Regions from separate parts of the Mus musculus genome. Here region 1 is linked to region 2. The links are chromatin loops, found by intact Hi-C in ENCODE. Cell type or tissue: heart. All regions are shown on one strand. Each heading gives the region's core, and the rest is flanking DNA. Links, peaks and the distances in the headings are about the cores only.

Evidence for each region. A loop is a pair of places that touch in the nucleus more often than their neighbours do. Peaks named below come from ENCODE experiments on the same cell type or tissue, not always from the same donor. Only the 100,000 strongest peaks of a DNase experiment are listed, where the experiment ranks them.
Region 1: it touches region 2 in a loop (2.4-fold over the local background); 1 of 42 quality-filtered maps calls a loop at or near these places.

What each region holds. Positions count from the first base shown.
Region 1 is chr8:40,421,386-40,426,759 of GRCm38, forward strand. It overlaps Zdhhc2 (zinc finger, DHHC domain containing 2), which reads left to right and starts at 2,430. Exons shown (of 13, transcript NM_178395.4): 1 at 2,430-2,784. The coding sequence starts at 2,658. In heart, for the core only: a CTCF peak has its summit at 2,290; DNase peaks (open chromatin) are centred at 2,126 and 2,256; H3K4me3 peaks cover 2,268 bases; H3K27ac peaks cover 1,697 bases; H3K27me3 peaks cover 664 bases.
Region 2 is chr8:40,509,314-40,514,619 of GRCm38, forward strand. It overlaps Cnot7 (CCR4-NOT transcription complex, subunit 7), which reads right to left and starts at 2,441. Exons shown (of 7, transcript NM_011135.5): 1 at 2,227-2,441; 2 at 702-913. The coding sequence starts at 818. Vps37a (vacuolar protein sorting 37A) reads left to right here and starts at 2,470. Exons shown (of 12, transcript NM_033560.3): 1 at 2,470-2,920. The coding sequence starts at 2,796. In heart, for the core only: a CTCF peak has its summit at 2,851; DNase peaks (open chromatin) are centred at 2,108 and 2,378; H3K4me3 peaks cover 2,751 bases; H3K27ac peaks cover 2,646 bases.

The sequences.
Region 1 (5,374 bases), core at 60-5,059, 88 kb before region 2:
CACGAGAGTGTGGTGTCTAGCACGGGCTCACTGACCAAAGAGCTTGCATTCAGCTATGCGGGTTTGCGCCTGTCCAATTAGAGGCCAGGCTGAGATAAATCCCATCATCGTGTGGCTTCAGACATGATTCTTCCTGCCTTCCTGCGCTAGACAGTTTCGGAGATGACAGTGAGCAGTCAGCAACTCAGTTAACAGTACCGTTAGTGCGGCAAAGAGTTGAAAATCCTTCACAAATATCGTAAGTGTGAACAATGGGTGTTCTAGTAATAAAGCGTGATGATAAAGTAATAAAAATCTGGCCTATAAAGGTGTTAAACCTGCATACAGCTTATATTGAAAGCTGAGTAGGATGTTTGCTCCTCCTGGCTGACCTCAAGCCCTGAAGGACTATGGAGGATGGTACAGGTGTCAGTGGGTATCTGAAGGGCACAGTGGCACTCCCAGGATTGAGGGTGGGGTCGACCTCCTTTGAGTCTTCAGTAATGTCCATTCATCTTCACCAGCAGCTAGCTCATCTTTACGAGGTATCTTGGTTCTGATATGGGAATCACAAGCTGCCCCCCCCCTTTGGTCTCATTATTTTATGAATTGGAAGTTGGTAGAGGATATTGAATCCACGGTCTCAAACATGCTAAACACGTGGACAGGGGAGCTACCCCCTCGATTCCTTATTCTAATCTGGTTAAGATGTGAAGCTGATTTCTAGGGGAGGAGCTAAGGATAGCAGGGGAAATTCTGTTTTCATTTTAATCTGCCCTAGAGAGTATCCAAACAGAATAAAACATCACAGCAAAATAAAGTGACTCACAGGCTAAGAACATTTCAGTGACTTAAAGTCCATCATGAGTCTGACTACTATTTCCTATGTACTTTTTTTTTCAAATTCTTTTTTATTTTTTATTAGATATTTTCTTCATTTACATTTCAAATGCTATCCCCTTTCTTAGTTTCCCCTCCGAAAATGCCCTATTCCCTCCCCTTGCTCCCCAACCCACTCATTTCCGCTTCCTGGCCCTGGCAATCCCCTATACTGGGGCATAGAACCTTCACAGGACTAAGGGCCTCTCCTCCCATTGATGACCGAATAGGCCATCCTCTGCTATATACGCATGAGTCCCACCTCCTGTTTTCTCTGATTGGTGGTTTAGTCCCAGGGAGCTCTGGGGGTGCCGGTGAGCGAGGTTGTTTCTGCGTTGATGCAGTAGCTGTTTCAGGAACATTGGCTTGATATTTAATCCAGTCTTGGGAAGATAATTGAAAAGCCAGGAGGACATAATTGGAGCTGGGTTTCTATACTTCAGCATTCTTATCACGTTTATCAAGTAATTCTACCCAATCTGGTTGTGTGGAGTAAATATAGTATTCATTAATGATATCTGGTACCTGTTACACATACTAATTGTTTATATAATGGGAGGAGTAATCTCAGAAACACGTTCCTTTCCCATTCACCAACAATTAACTGTGGGATGTTTGTTCTAACTACCATTAGAATCACGTTCCAGTGGTTTTGACAACCGCTTTAAACTCTACTATATGCTAAATTTAGAATCGCTATCACAACCAAAATCACTGTCAGGCTGGATAGGATGGGAAAGAACGCAGAGAAGGAATCGCTTGGCTCTTGGGAGATGGGGACGGTAAACTTTACTCTTAGAATCACAAGACAGTTTAACACAAAAAGAGAGAATCTTCTCTCAGCAAAGATCTGCCAGCCCTAACTCTAGTTACTGTCAATGGATTCACAACGTAAAATTCAACTTGCTCCCTCTGGCTAGGGCCTCTGGCAACCCTCTTCATGGCGATCTGGGCACCTAGGTAGGCGTTCTCATGCCCAAACACCATCATTTCGCTGGTCTGTTCTGGAAACTGACCGCACTTTGGCTACTCTCAGCCAGTTTACTGGCACCCACAAGTTAAAGCGAGAATTTTCCTGACAGATGCAAGGGTGAGGGCCTGGGCGCCTAAGGACTTGGCGCAATCCTCCCTGGGCCTGGCCGGTGAGGAGTGGGATAGCAACTGGCTGGTCCCGGGGGCGGGGCGAAGAGGGGCTGACGCTCGTCCTCCTACAAGCGACACCTTGCAGCTCGTCCCCCTCCGATCCGCGCCCTGGGAGTGGCTTGCGGCTGGGGAGGGTGACCCAAAGCGAGTGTCAATTCTCATCACAGTCCCGCGATCCAGGGCCAAGTGCAGGGGCGGGAGGGCCAAGGTGGGCACCGGGTCGCCACCTCGAGCGCCCCTGCGGTGGCCCAGGGCAAGGGCGCACGGGTAGCCGAGAGTCCGAGGGCGCCGTGGGAGTCCGCGTCCGGATCCCTGCACCCGCCCGAGGGCGCAGCCCGCCGCGCAGTGGGAGGCAGCGAGGCGGGGACCGGGCGGGGACCAGGCGGGGGCGGAGCGGAGCTTCCCGCCGCCTCGTCGCCTTCGTCCTCCTACTCTGAGCCGCCGCCTCAGCCCGGCAGAGCAGCGGGAGTCCGCGGCGCCCGCTCGCTGCCGCGGGATGGGGAGCTAGCGCCACGGCGGCCGCGGTGGCCGCAGCACAGCCAGCCGCCGCCCCCGGGCCTGTCCCGTCGGGTGCTCCGGGAGCCCCGAGCCCGGCCCCGAGCCAGGCCCACGGGCGGCGGCGGCGGCAGAGCTGGGCAGGTGTCTGCGGCTGGAAGATGGCGCCCTCGGGCTCGGGCGGCGTGAGGCGGCGGTGCCGGCGGGTGCTCTACTGGATCCCGGTGGTGTTCATCAGCTTGCTGCTGGGCTGGTCCTACTACGCCTACGCCATCCAGCTGTGCATAGGTGAGTGGGTGCCCGCGTCCCGAACCCCACACGCTGTCCCCTCGCGGTCCCGGGACTACAGCCCCGCTCTGCGATTGCTTCCACTCTGTGCATCCGCTGGGTTCTCCCCACCCCGCCGCGCGCCCTGGGCGCTTCCCAATACCTGCTTGCCTGCCGCCCCAAACCTCTCTCCCCACCACCACCACCCCAAGCGGAGGTCAGCCGGCCTCCTGGAGACCTCCTGCACTCTGTCACTCCCTTGGTCTCCCCTTGCCGCTTTTGGGTTACTGGGTCACCTCCACCCCAGGACGCACGGCCAGGAGTACCCCCTTCTGCCTTTTACTCACCACTGCCACCCCAGCCACACCCTCTCACCGAGCAGGACAGAACAGGGGACCACTGTGGTCACTGAGGCTGGGAAGCTGCCCTGGAGGCCGGAGAAGCTGCCCTGAAGGCTGGGCCAAGAATCAGAGCTGCGCCAGATATGCGATGGGGAAACACTGGCCTTAACCTCGCTCGGATGGCAGAGCCAGCTTCTTTTCTGATGGCCATAGACCCACTTTTTAAAAAATGATAACAGTACTCACGAGCGTTGTAACCGCCTGTGTGGTTTGAGGGTTGATAATTAGCCACTTTCTAATTCAAAAGGAGGCAGGAAGGGCGAGCCACTAGAAAGTATCTTTCGAAGACCTGTGAGAAATATAGAAGACTATAGTTTAGATGCTGGGAAAATAGAGAGCGGGGCAGGAAAACCATCATCTGAAGTGCATAGCATCCAGAGAACCAAGTGCCCCAGTCCAAGATAAAGCTCCTGAATTGGTGGGTGGGGCACTTTCAGCACTGAAGATTTGTTTTTTTAAGGTTGATTATTCATAAGCAGGGAATACAGTTATGAAGCTTAATGTAAACTTTCTGCCTTAGGAGGTTCCGTGAAAGCTGATGTGTGTTATCAGGAAGAAATGTTCACACAGGGGATGACTCTTCTGCCAGGGATACGTGAATATTTTGTCTGATGTTTACCCACTGAACTTACTAACCTTTGCCCTAACCAAGTACTAGCCTAGGGTGGGACAAGGAGGAAATAGGGTCTGTTTCCTTAAAGCTTTGCAACTTGAGTAGTTTCAAAGCTTCGTGCATGAAGTGCAAAACCTTCTCTGAAGCCATCTCAGCTCCAAATGTCGGTCCTATGAGAAATGGTGTCAAGATGATAACACCAAAATAATTTTGACATCACTTTCAAGATAATTGAACCTATCTTCCCATTTCATATAGTTTTAAAATTTGCTATTATTACCTTGTCGACTAGATTCAGAAACAACATTTTAATCCCAATTAGGTGAAAATTCTAATTTTTGATTTAAAGATTTTTAAAAGTGGTCTATACTGACATCTTCCTGACAATGCATAAGAATATGTAATAAGTAGTCATGTACAATGTACAGGAAGAGCGTTAAAGAAAGAAATTAAAGTTTCTGTATTAACAGTTAATCTGTAAATAGGTTGCTTACTGATATATACTGTATATGTTATGTAACTATTGGGAAACTTTGTACTGTTTGATTCCTTCATCTCTGGGAAATAATAACATCATTTGTTGCAAAAGAGGAATGCCCTAGAAGGCCTTCACTGTCAAAATAGCCAGCTTGTTCTTTATTATCACATTAAGCTAAGAAGCTTAGCCTGGCATAATAGCTCATGTCCGTCAAAAGGAAGCATTTGAAGGCACAGAGGGTTCCCTCCATCACAAGTAGCAGATGCTCCATAGGGGGTTTTATTTTACTAAGTAGACAGATGACTAAGGAACTGCATAGAGAATGGTTACTATACCTGAACCATAGTGTGCTGTGTGTGTGTGTGTGTGTGTGTGTGTGTGTGTGTGTGTGTGTGTGTAGTCTTTGCTTATGTGCATGTGTGAGCAGATTCACTATCCCATGCTGGTGAGCCAAAAGTCAGTATTGGGTATCTTCCTCAATAATTCTCCAATTTCCCTTCTGAGACACATTCTCTTACTGAAACTGGAGCTTACCTTTTTCCACTAGCCTGGCAGGCCAGCAAGCCCCAGGGTGGACCTGTCTCCACTGACTAGAGCTAGGATCACAGGCCTGTACTCATCCAGCTTTTAGATGGCTCTGTGGCTCAGAGAGAGTCTGAACTCAGGACCTCGTGCTTGCATAGTGAACGCTTTACCCACTGCTGAGCCATCTCCCCAGCCCCTGAGCCATACTTTATGTATATTTCCATCATTTTAAAGTAAGCTATCTGTGGTATCCAAGTCACCCTTTTCATAAGTGACCATTGGACTTAGAAGGGCAAGTTCCTCGGGGCCATGGCCTCTTACTGATATTTACCTGATAAAGCATCCTGCCACTCCTTGTCACTACCCACCTATGGTGACCAACCGTGCCCCAGTAAGAAACAATCAGAAAACAGACCACCACAAACAAATCAATGGGTGCAGAACTATACCCACACCAAGCTGTTAGAAACAAAGCATCTAGATCCTAAAGACGAGGAAGCAAAGTTCAGGAAGGTGAGTTTGATTTTCAGTGGTGTTCTCCAAAAGCCTTGCACTCACTGCCTGATGCCTGAGCTTGGTTGGCTGAGACATTGA
Region 2 (5,306 bases), core at 307-5,306:
TCCTAATCCCTTGCCGATTAATGCAAGCAGTAAAAACTCAACTTGTCAAAATAGTTTTGTTTCTGATAGCCTTCGATGAAAGAAATAGTCCACTTTTTTCATGATTAAATTAATCCTTAGCTATCAATGAGAAGGGTTTAACTGATGGTTTTTGGTTTTTGTTTTGGTTTTTTGAGACAGGGTTTCTCTGTATAGCCCTGGCTGTCCTGGAACTCACTCTGTAGACCAGGCTGGCCTCGAACTCAGAAATCCACCTGCCTCAGCCTCCCAGGTGCTGGGATTAAAGGCGTGCACCACCACGCCCAGCTTTACCTGATGGTTTTAACAGCCCACTCCAGGGCTTAGGGGGACAGTTCATCTGGTAAAAGCACTTGGCATGCAAGCATGTGGACCAGAAGGAGTTCAAACTCAAGAATCTATGCTTAAAAGGTGCATGGCCCATGTGCTGGCAATTTACATGTTTGGAAAGCAGAGGCAGGTGGATCCCTGGGGCTTCCTGGCCAGTCAATGTAGCTTAATCAGGAAGTCTCAGGCCACCAAAAGACCCGTGTCAGTGCACCCCTCCCCCCAAACACACACACACACACACACACACACACACACACACACACACACACACACACACACGTACTTATTCACTCACACACTTCCCACTTCACCCTTACAAAAGGCATTTTAAAAAGCTTTAGTCATGTCCATACCATAGCAACATAATTATATTTTCGGATAACTTGACGGATTTTCTTCATCTCTTCATCCAGGTTACAAGCCCAAACTTCACAAATTCTTTGGCTATGATCTACGGTTGCTGCTGGCATAGTGACAGCACAAGGAGTCTAGATGTGGAGCATCAAAATGTTATACTTGATTGAAGATTTGTGTCATAAAAATACTTTACCCTTTACTTATGCACCTGTTGAAATAAAAAAACACCAATATCATGAATGTGAATTATAAAACTGGGCTGGTATAAACCTTATTTATACAAAGTTCATGACTCATAACAAAATCAAGTTTTAGACAGTTCCTTTTCTCAAGGTATACAGCTAATATTTAGAGGATAAAAGCACCACACCGCCGATTTCCCAACTGAATATAAATTTCACTAATTAAGATTTGCTCCGAGTTCAATTCACTCCACACAAAACTTTGAACCATTTCAAGCCAAAAAAAAAAAAAAAAATCAACAAAATCAAACGTTTCATAACAGAATGCTTGCTTTTATTCTTCTAACAAAACATTTAAAAATCTTACTCATTCAAAGCAGAGCAGAGGAAACATTTTTCTTAAAAATGTTTTGAAAAGCCATTAGGCAATCTCAGAAACAAATATAGCGGGAGGGAGAAAGAAAGAAAGAAAGAAAGAAAGCAAGCAAGCAGGTAGGCAGGCAGGCAATGAAATGTGTACATTTAAAAATTTCTAATTTCAAAAACTGGCAACCCAAGAGAGACCTCACGTCTCTGCCATCCACACAAGGTTCACGGTATACAATGGTAAGATAATTAATCAGACGGACAGGGACCAAACACACAATAACCCCCGACAAAACCAGCGAGTTAAAAGAGGGTGGCCTGGTGTCCCAAACTCCTAAATGTACGCTGGAGAAAACAAAAGGTGATGCAGGGCACGCCTTCTTTCTTCCTCCCCTCCGTCCTCACACCGGTCCCTACACGCGCTCTACCGACACACTGTACTTTAACCCTGCTTTCCTCCACCCGCTCTTCTCTACTGCGGTCTCAGGGGTCCCTCCAAGGGGCAGCCAAGGCCTTCTCATCCCTGAGGTCGCGCGTCCTCCGTGGGCGAGCAACGTGGAGAGAGCACGGCCGCCTTCATGTCAAGGATAAGTCGCTCGGCTGGCCGCCGGCCAGGAGCAGGGTGCCTATTCGCATGGCCTAGAGCCAGACCGACTACCCCCAAAAACCACTGCCGAGGACGAAAGCCACCGGGGCCCCAAGTAGGCCACCGCCCTCCACTCGCAATTTCCTTCCCACAACGAAGTCCCAGGTACAAAGCGGTGGCGTCATCACTGCGCGCCGCGCCCCTGACAGCCCCCACCCGCCCCCCGCCCGTTAGCACCGCCGTCCCCCCGGGCTCCCCGCCTCCGCCAGTTCCGTCCCACACAGCCACGCTTAGGCGGGCGCCATCGCGCGCGCCAATCTCGGGCTCCCCACTCCCAGCCCCTTTTCCCAAGGCGCCCCAGCACGCCCGGGCCCCCGCCGGATCTACTTGGGTCTCTGAGCTCGCGCTCCTCCTCCTCCTCCTCGCCATAGAGCTAGCACCCGGCGGCGGCGGTGGCGGTGGCGGTACCGGCGGCGGCGGCGGGAGCCCCATAGACGCCTCTCGCCCTGCGAAAGGGGGAAAGGGGAGCTGGAGCGGCGCTCGGCCCAGCGCGGCGACGTCGCTCCTCGCACGTCCCGCCGAGGGCGCGGCCTGATGACGCCGGGCGCCGGGTGGGCGGGGCCCTCCCTCAGGAGGCGGGGCGGGCAGGTGACGAACGCCCCGGCGTTGGAGCAGCTGAGCCGGCAAGGCGACCAGGCCTAGCTAACTGACCCCGGGGTGGTGGTGGCCCGGAGCACACCGGGGTTCCGTCCAGCCGACGAGTCGCCCTTCTCCAGCCGCCCGCAGTGGTAGCTCGGACCCCCGGGGCCAGGGACTCACGAGCGCGGCGTGTGGGAGACGGCGCGGCCCCTGGGCACCCCGTCCGGGCCGTGCTCGATCGCCCGGGAAGCACTGGGCTAAGCGAGGAGCAGCAGGCCAGAACCTTGTAGGGCCTCGGGCCCGGGGACCCGAGGAGGATGAGCTGGCTCTTTCCCCTGGCGAAGAGCGCGTCATCCTCCGCGGCTGGGTCCCCTGCCGGCCTCACCAGTCTCCAGCAGCAGAAGCAGCGGCTGATCGAGTCACTCCGGAACTCCCATTCCAGGTGACGACTGGTGGCTTCGGCCCAGGGTAAAGTAGGACGGGAGGGCGGGCTGCTTGCAAACACACCGTGTGCGAATCCGTAGGCCGCTCCATCAGCTGCCTCCTGTTGATGGGTCTTCCAGTGGGGTTAAGCGCTTGCTTCCCTAGTTTGTGTCCCTGGTGCCCCACCGCTGTTCAGCTCCTCTCTTGACTTGGCTCATCTCCACTGACAAACGGAGTCATCTCTCTTTAATCTGTATACAGCACCCCTAGCTCACACGCTAATTTTCCTTTTGATCTACCTGATTGTAGCATTGCCTTCGAATTGTTAACATGCTAAGAGACAGTTGGAAAGATAATTCCCAACAGTTTTATGAACTGAAAATTTAAACTGTTGCAACGTCAAAGAAAAGGGAAGCCAGTGTTTTTAGTTAACTCTGTCCTGGTGACAATCCTTTTGAGTCTGTAATTAAAGCTCACCCTGTTCCAATAACCTCTTTCTGTCTTGTAATTGTTAGAGTCTTTAGACTTCTCACTTTCTTCTATTTGGCTCCACACTTAGGACTTGCCAGACAACCATCTGCATTATCTGTTGTCTTTTGAGTTTGCTTGTTGTATTGTAGTCAAACTAGAAATACAGGAAATCAGATTATTTCGACTTTTTTTCTTAAATATAAAATTGTTTGCTGCAGTCTTTTTTTTAAATTAGATATGTCCGTGGCTGCTACAGGCTTTCAAATATTAGAGCTGCTTTGCGATATATGGATTTTACAATTAACTAACAGCTTCACAGCACATTTTATAAAGCATATTAGAGATCAACATGATTAAACTCTAGACTTTCAAAAACCTTGTCACATTATACACATTATAATATGTTATACAATATAATTATGTATGTATACATACCTACTCACACATCCATGAGATAATAACATCAAGTTATTGAACACACCATCAAGGGCTATTTTTGTGTTACACATCTATTTTCTTCCCAAGCAAGTAAGCTATAACCTAAAAAAACATTGTCTAAAGAAAAATTCACTACAAAATCAGTTTGAATGAGGCCTGTTGCTGACTGAACTGAGTTTCTTGGTTGTCAACTTCATTTTTGGTTGTAGGAAAGTTTCAAAAAGTCATTTACTGTCTTTTTAAGTAGAAAAGAGTAGCTATCCTTTATTGTTGGTTTCACTGTGGAAAATTCAACTCATAAAGTTGTCCCACTTTGTCGGGTGTGATGGCTTTTCCCCACTCATGGTAAGGTCATGATCCATGCCTGCTCTTAAAGCTTTGGGTTGGCTACACGAGAGAACAAAATAGACTTGTGTAAGCCAAATTTTATGTGGTGTGGAGCTTTCATAAACGAAGACCCCGAGTCCCAGGGAAACCTTTTTGTCTTAGGAGTAGGCAGTGGGTGGGAGAGTGTTAGGACAAAAGGGCACGATCTAATGGTGGTAGACTGAAATGGAGGAAACTAGCAAGTCCTAGATTTGAGGTGTGCTTGCTTGTTTGGTTTTGGTTTTTCTAAACAGGGTTTCTCTGTGTAGCTCTAGTTATCTTGGACTTGGCGCTGTAGGCGCCTTGAACTCAGGGATTTGCCTCTCTGCCTCTCAAGTGCTGCCTGCCAGTCTCCCTATTCTTAACTCTTCTGTGCAGCATTCCTTCTGCCCTGTTAGAGGGACAGAGCCCCTCTAGAAAGAGGATTTTCTAAGAGTGGCCTTTCTAGGTGTTAGGTTTCTTTTATCATCCATGAGGAAAGGGGACTCTTGTCTTTAGGACGACTTTCAGAGGAAAATGTGGGGTAAGAGATAGGAAGACAGCAGGAGAGTTTGCTTCCAATCTTCAAGTCTCCCTTAGTTCAAGGTATCAATAATACCCAAGAGCTATACTTATGATGGTAGCAATTTCTGAACTCCCAACATAAGTCAGCCTTACTCTAAATGGGGTTTTGTTTTGTTTGCTACTCTTGAGAGCAGAGTCATGGATAACTAGAGCTACACAAAGAAATCCTGCTTTGAAAACCAAACCAAAGCAAACAAACCCCAAACACTTGCAAGCTACACTCGCAAGATGTGTAAAATAAGGTGGCTAACTTTTTTTTAATATTTTTATTAGGTATTTTCCTCATTTACATTTCCAATACTAGCCCAAAAGTCCCCCATGCCCTCCCCCCTCACCCCCCTACCCACCCACTCCCACTTTTTGGCCCTGGCGTTCCCCTGTACTGGGACATATAAAGTTTGCGTGTCCAATGGGCCTCTCTTTCCAGTGATGGCCGACTAGGCCATCTTTTGATACATATGCAGCTAGAGACAAGAGCTCCGGGGTTCTGGGTGACAAACTTTTGAGAAACACTACAAAGGTTTCTGCCTTATAATGTCTACTTAGAAAACTGTAGACTGTGTTAG